Regions from separate parts of the Homo sapiens genome. Here region 2 is linked to region 1. A link is a contact called in ENCODE POLR2A ChIA-PET data. All regions are on one chromosome and are shown on one strand. Each heading gives the region's core, a stretch centred on a gene start or an enhancer-like site at or near the end of the contact. The rest is flanking DNA. Distances are from core to core; before and after follow the strand shown.

Evidence for each region. ChIA-PET counts read pairs that join two places held with the same protein, here RNA polymerase II (POLR2A).
Region 2: POLR2A ChIA-PET joins it to region 1 with 14 read pairs in PC-9. The contact joins the promoter of TAF1 here to the promoter of RIBC1 in region 1. POLR2A ChIA-PET finds 5 or more read pairs at or near these places in 2 of 52 experiments (CD8-positive, alpha-beta memory T cell and PC-9).

What each region holds. Positions count from the first base shown.
Region 1 is chrX:53,420,966-53,424,414 of GRCh38, forward strand. It overlaps RIBC1 (RIB43A domain with coiled-coils 1), which reads left to right and starts at 1,908. Exons shown (of 8, transcript NM_001031745.5): 1 at 1,908-2,039; 2 at 2,349-2,437. SMC1A (structural maintenance of chromosomes 1A) reads right to left here and starts at 1,689. Exons shown (of 25, transcript NM_006306.4): 1 at 1,527-1,689. The coding sequence starts at 1,635. RefSeq lists enhancers at 846-1,820, 937-1,116, 1,237-1,286, 1,477-1,656, 1,821-2,792 and 1 more.
Region 2 is chrX:71,364,989-71,368,059 of GRCh38, forward strand. TAF1 (TATA-box binding protein associated factor 1) reads left to right here and starts at 1,369. Exons shown (of 38, transcript NM_004606.5): 1 at 1,369-1,506; 2 at 2,511-2,625; 3 at 3,066-3,071. The coding sequence starts at 1,387. RefSeq lists enhancers at 133-702, 871-920, 1,411-1,460, 1,979-2,674 and a silencer at 1,061-1,250.

The DNA of each region.
Region 1 (3,449 bases), core at 658-3,157:
CTCACCAAAGGGACTAAAGGAATGGCTTGTAGAGGTGGGCCTTGAAGAACGGGGGCAAGTGGGGGAGTGCCATAGCCCTTTTCAGAACAGCTGGGAATACAAATCTACTAATGCTGAGGGGACTGAATGCCAAGAGGTACATCCTAGCTCTTCCAACAGGGGCCACTACACTAAAACCCGAGGAAACTGGGTGGACACCAAGCATTAGCCCTCCAGGCCAGTGGTTCTCAAACAAGTTGGGGGGTTGGGGGAATCACACACACCCTCTGTGACATCTAGCAATGTCTAGAGACAGTTTTGATTGTCATGCCTGGGGAGCAGGGGTGCTACTGTTATCTAGCAGGTAGATGCCAGAGATGCTGTTAAACATCCTACAATGCACAGAGCACATCCCACAGCAAAGGATTATCTCGCTGGAAATGTCAATAGTGCCACTGTTGAGACACTCAGTCTCCAGGAAAGGTACTCAGTATGTGCTACTTCAGCAAGGGCAGCCTCTTAGGCTAGGATATCATTCAGCTAGAACATCTCTGGGGTGGAAGAATACAGCAGGATTCCAAATGGACATCTGAGGTGAGAGGAATCCACGGTGTATCGTTTAGAGTTGGGAAGACACAAAATAGAGGCTTTACCTGACCACCCTTTCTAAAGACACCACCTAAGTCACTTTATCACATCCACCTGTCTCATTTCCTGTATAGCACTTATGACAGCCTAAAACCATCTTATTTTCTCCTTATCTTCTTTCCCCTCTGGAATATAAGTTCCCTGTGAGCATGGAGTTGGTTTATTCTATTCTCCGCTGTTTCCACAACTTGCAACTGAATAACTCCTGATAAACAATAAGCATTCAACAAATTTGGTAAATTAGTTAATTTCGGCTTTTGACGGTTTCGGTGGTAGGAAAAGGGCGAGTTCGAGGCAACTACCTCTGACATAGCGGTGGGGGGTGGGGATCGACACCTCAAGCATTCTAAAGACTGGAGCGCTGGGTCTGAAATTCAAAAGTGCCGCCTCCAGAGAAGAGTAGAAAGGAGTTGGAGTGTACCAATGCGAGGCGAGAGAGGACGCTGGGCTGAAACAGAAGTGCACCGTTTGGGACCGAAGGCCACGGGAGAGCTACCAGCGTCCCCACATTCTCCGGAGGGGGTCAAGTAAGGCTGGGAAGCCGGCTCCGGCCGGTCCGGCGGGGAGCCGCGCGGCGGAGGACTGAGCTGGCGGGAAGCTGGTTCCAGACGCGACTCCTTTGGCGGGAGGGGGAAGTAGGCGGGGTAACTGGCAGCTCGGCCTGTACCACTGGGCCGGGGCGGGGGCCGCGCAGGAAGCGGCAAGTGACACCTGGAAGGGGTTCGAGTTAGAGCACCCGCGCGGGGAGAGTGGGTTCGAGCAGAACCCCCTCTGGACGGGCAAGGAACCCGTAAGGGTCCGCGACGTTTCAGGTTACATGGGCTGGGTTGTACTACTCCGGCACCGGATAAGGGGTCCAGGCCGGGACGTGCGCAGGGCCGCGGCCAGGTTTATCTCACCAGAGCCATTGGGTCCAATGATGGCGGTGAACCTCTGAAATGGTCCGATAATCTGTCGACCCTTGTACGACTTAAAGTTCTCAATCTCAATCAGTTTCAGGAACCCCATGACGGCCGCGGCGCCGGCGGCAGTAGGACAGGCCGCGCCGTACGCCCGAGAACTGAGGTAGCCCGCGCGGGAAACGCCGCAGTGCAAGCCGGGCGACCGGCAAATGTCGCGAGAATACGTCCAGGCCTAACGGGATTTTCGCCTTCCGGCAGGAGTGGGACCAGGGGCGGGGACTGATGTTGCGTATACGAGGAGCGAGCTGACGACTGGCGTGGTGCCTCCGCCCCCCTTTCTTGTTGCATGGCAACAACAAACACTTGCTCCTGCGGACCAGATCCCCGGAGGAGTTGTTGCTGGGCGGAGTCAGAGCAGTTCTTGAGGTTCAAGGAGGCGGGGGAGACCTGAGCTCACGCTTGCTGAGACAGAAGTCACAGCAGGATTATGCCCCTCAGGGCAAGAGGAAGGTGGGAGCTCGGCTGTGGCTTTAGCCTGGCCAGCTTTCAAGGCTAGGACAAGGACAGGGTCGGGAATTGGAAGGACCCGGGGGGAGCGGAGAGCTGGACGGGAAGGAGGGGCCAACGGGAGGATTCAGTGTTAGGTGAGCTCAGACTTTGCTAATGGTGGGGTGGGATTGGTGGCGGGACGGGTTGCGAAGGCGGACGGGTTGTGAATGGGACTGGGGCTACTCCCAGGCAACAGGGATACAGGCTGGGGAAGGCTACGGCCTGAGATACTACCCCTATCCCCTGCCTCCCTCCTGTTGTACCAAGCAGAGTTCAGAAACTGCCGCCGTAACCCAAGAACAAAGTTGCATGCAGAGCCAACCTAAGAGCTTCAAAATCGGGATTCCTTACTGAGAAAGGTATTTTGTGTGAACCCCCAGGAGTCAGGGTCCCTAAGCCAGCGCTCTCCACCTCCACCTACCTCTGCCTCCATGCCTCTCCCCCATCCCATTCCCACAGCTCTATACCACAATGCCACCTTACCTCTCTTCCCTCTCTGCTCTCTATCATTAATAAGGCAGGGGCCTTAGCAATCCAAGAAGCTTAAAATGTCAGCTGAATCTTCCCCTTCAGTGACCTTATACTGTAATGGCAGGTGAAACCAGTAGGTAAGTTGGTGCCATTCTCAGACTTAAACATGGAAAGGATCTGGTGGTTGCCATAATTATTCCTTTAACTATTTATTAAATTATGTCCGAAGGCTAGAAAGAGTCCTAAAGACTTAGGACAAGTCCAGGAAAGTGAGGAAGTGGCTGGGCATGGTGGCTGACAACTGTAATCCCATCGTGAGGGAGGCAGGCCAAGGCAGGAGGATCACTTGAGACCAGCAGTTCAAGACCAGCCTGGGCAACATAGTGAGACCCTATCTCTACTAAAAATTAAAAAATTAGCTGGGTGTGGCAGCTCTCACCTCTGGTCTACCCAGGATGCCGAAGCAGGAGGATCACTTGAGCCTGGGAGGTTGAGGCTGTAGTGAGTGGTGTCCGCACCACTTCACTCCAGCCTAGGTGACAGAGCAATACCCTGTCTCAAAAATAAATAAAGGGAGGAAGCTTGGTAGATGGAATCTAGTAGGGGAGCCATAAATGAAGTTCAGCTGGGAGAAACAATCAGGCTGAGGGGATAAAATGGCTAAAAGACAGCAATCTCATGTAATCCATGGGGAAATACTGTTCCCTTTTAAAAGATGAGATGGTGAGCCTGGGTAACATAGCAAAACCCAATCTCTACAAAAAAATTTTAAAAATTAGGCAGGCATGGTGGCACACACCTGTAGTCCCAGCTACTCAGGAGGCTGGGGCAGGAAGATCCTTTGAGCCCAGGAGTTTGAGGCTGCAGTGAGCCATGATTGCACCACTACACTCCATCCTG
Region 2 (3,071 bases), core at 119-2,618, about 18 Mb after region 1:
AGGAAGATGACCAAATACAATGCATGAAACGTGAATGGATCCTAGTATTGGAAAAAAGGGAGAATGAGGAAGAGTGCTATGATGTGGTAAAGAAATTATTTCAGTCTATATTATCATAATATGTGAAAAAAGCAAGGTGAAAGCCGGGGTGTTGGCTCATGGCTGCAATCCCAGCACTTTGGGAGGCTGAAACGGGCAGATTGCTTGAGCCCAGGAGTCTGAGACCAGCCTGTGCAACATGACGAAACCCCGTAAAATGTTCCAACTAGGACAACTGGGGAAATTTAAGTGCGGACTCTTCCTTAAATAATATTGACTTACTTCCTAAAGTTGTGATAAAGGTACTTTGGTTCCATAGTTAAGATGCTTATTTTTAGGAGTGAAGAACAAGATGCCCATAAATGGTTTAGAAAAACAAAAATCCTAGCAAAATGTTAACCATTGTGAGTCTAGGTGAGGGGTCAGCTGTTCATTTTACTAAACTTTCACATTTTCCGAAATAAAACGTTGGGGGAACAAGTATTTTTTTTGAGGCGGGCTGGAGTGCAGTGGCCCGATCACAGGTCACTGCAGACTCCAACTCCTGGCTCCCACCTCAGACCCCCCAACAGCTGGGACTACAGGCACTGGCCACCACATCTGGCTAATTTTTTTGATTTTGTGTATGGATGGAGTCTCGCTTTCTTGTCCAGGCTGGCCTCATACTCGTGGGCTCAAGCGATCCTCCCACCTCGGCCTCTCAAAGTGCTGGAATTACAGGCGTAAGCCACCGCGTCCGGTCAAAAAATCAATTTCTAGGGAAAAATGTCAACTCAAAACAAGTAACCTGCATAGCTCGGGAATGCCTGTATAATTTACGTCAAGTCTCTCCTTGGGACGGACCGGTGAAATTGCACGCAGCACAAAGACCGGCTCTTACCCTTACTTCCGGGTATTGTGGTACAGGAACCCGAGGTTGCCTGCGCGTAAGCCACGTGACTCGAGCAGCTCCTTCTGATTGGAGGAAGAGCCACTGCTCTAATTCGGTGCCGTGAGAAAGCTCGCGCGCGGAGCAGTGGGAGCGGGCGGGACTGAATATTTTCTTTGACCAACCGCTTTCCACATATCCATCCTCCTGATCCCGTAGCGTCGAATCAAAAGCCGTTAGTAAAGTAGTTACTTCTTTCTCTTAGGATAGCCGGTCTTTCCGGGTTTTCCCCCCCTTCCCCCTCCCCTCTCCCCACTTCCCCCTCCCTTTCCCCTCTGTTTTGAGCTTCCGGTAGAGGCTGGTAGGGTAAGGGAGCTCAGTAAGTCACTTCTGGGCGACTGTTGTTTTATTTCCGGTCTATGGGACCCGGCTGCGATTTGCTGCTGCGGACAGCAGCTACCATCACTGCTGCCGCCATCATGTCAGACACGGACAGCGACGAAGATTCCGCTGGAGGCGGCCCATTTTCTTTAGCGGGTTTCCTTTTCGGCAACATCAATGGAGCCGGGCAGCTGGAGGGGGAAAGCGTCTTGGATGATGTGAGGGGGTGGGCGTGGGGGTAGGGCTCGGGGGGTGGGGCTAAGCAGAGGAAGGAGGTGCGGGGAGGAAAGGAGAGGGTGCTCAGGCAGCGAGAACAGGGCGCAGCTAACGCCGGGGAGGAGGATCCCGTCCTCATGGGTGCGGGAGCAACGTGGCGTGGGAGTGATCGTTCTGGGGGAGAGTGGGCAGAAGAGAGCGCGAGGCGAGCCCGGGGCCAGGGGCGCAGGGAATAGTGGCTTTGGAGCTAGCGCTCTGCCGACCAGACAGTAGGACACATGCTGGTTTCGCCTACTGAGATGGCTTCCCACCCGTAACCTGCTTGGAGATTCTTGACACTGCCTGCCCCTCTGACATCGCTGCCCTGAGATGGCTCTATAGAGCCAGAGGACTGGACAGGACCTGCCTCCCGCTCGTTTGGTTCCGGCCTCAGGCTTAGGACAATGGGGTGTTCCTAGCACCCGAGCGGGCCTCCTGGTCACAGTGCGCCTTTTAGGTGGCTCTCCCAGCGTCTTCACTGACTTTCGTGAAATAGTGTCCTGCGCCCTAGTGAAACTACCCTGCCTTCACTTAGGCCCGTTTTCTTGAGGAGTGAAGCTGTCGGCCGCTGTGGCCCCTCCTGTGCCGCAGGCGCATGCGAAACAGGGACCGAACGAGCCCCGCCTCGACGCCTCCAATCCCACTGATCCCCCTGCCTCGGCCCTCGTTCCGAGAACGACCGTTCCATTCATTCAGTCTTGGCAGTAGTTATTTGATTCGTCTTCTCTTGTAGTATACTTTAAAGTGTGGGCGATGCAGTTGGCTGTGGTGCTTTAATAAAGATCTGATCGATGCGGAGTTTGGTAGATGTATATTACAGTTCTCGAACGTGTTGCTTGTTTTGGCACACTGCACAGTCATTTTTCATGTGGATTTGTGACTTTGTCGTGGACCAGGGAAATAAGTCCTGTGGTGTGGGAGTCGTAGGTTTAGTTGTTATCTTCGACTCGTGCTGTCCCTTTTTCAGGAATGTAAGAAGCACTTGGCAGGCTTGGGGGCTTTGGGGCTGGGCAGCCTGATCACTGAACTCACGGCAAATGAAGAATTGACCGGGACTGACGGTGCCTTGGTAAATGATGAAGGTGAAGTCTGGGTTGTGGGGAGTAGGCGGGGGAGGAGGCTAGCCACCTACTATGTATGTACTTTTTTGTGTGTGTAAGACGGAGTTTCGCTCTGTCTCCGAGGTTGGAGTGCAGTGGGGCGATCTGGGCTGACTGCAGCCTCCGCCACCCGGGTTCAAGCATTTCTCCTGTCTCAGCCTCCTGAGTAGCTGGGACTACAGGCACGCACCACCACGCCCGGCTAATTTTTGTATTTTTAGTAGAGACAGGGTTTCATCATATTGGTCAGACTGGTCTTGAACTCCTGGCCTGAGGTGATCCGTCTGGCTTGGCCTTCCAAAGTGCTGGGATTACAGGCGTGAGCCACCGCATCCAGCCTGTACATGTACTTTTAAATGGGAATTATCTGAGGGAGTGAGGGTCGCTTACTGTTGTTGCGATTCTCCCTGCTTTTTTCATAGGGTGGG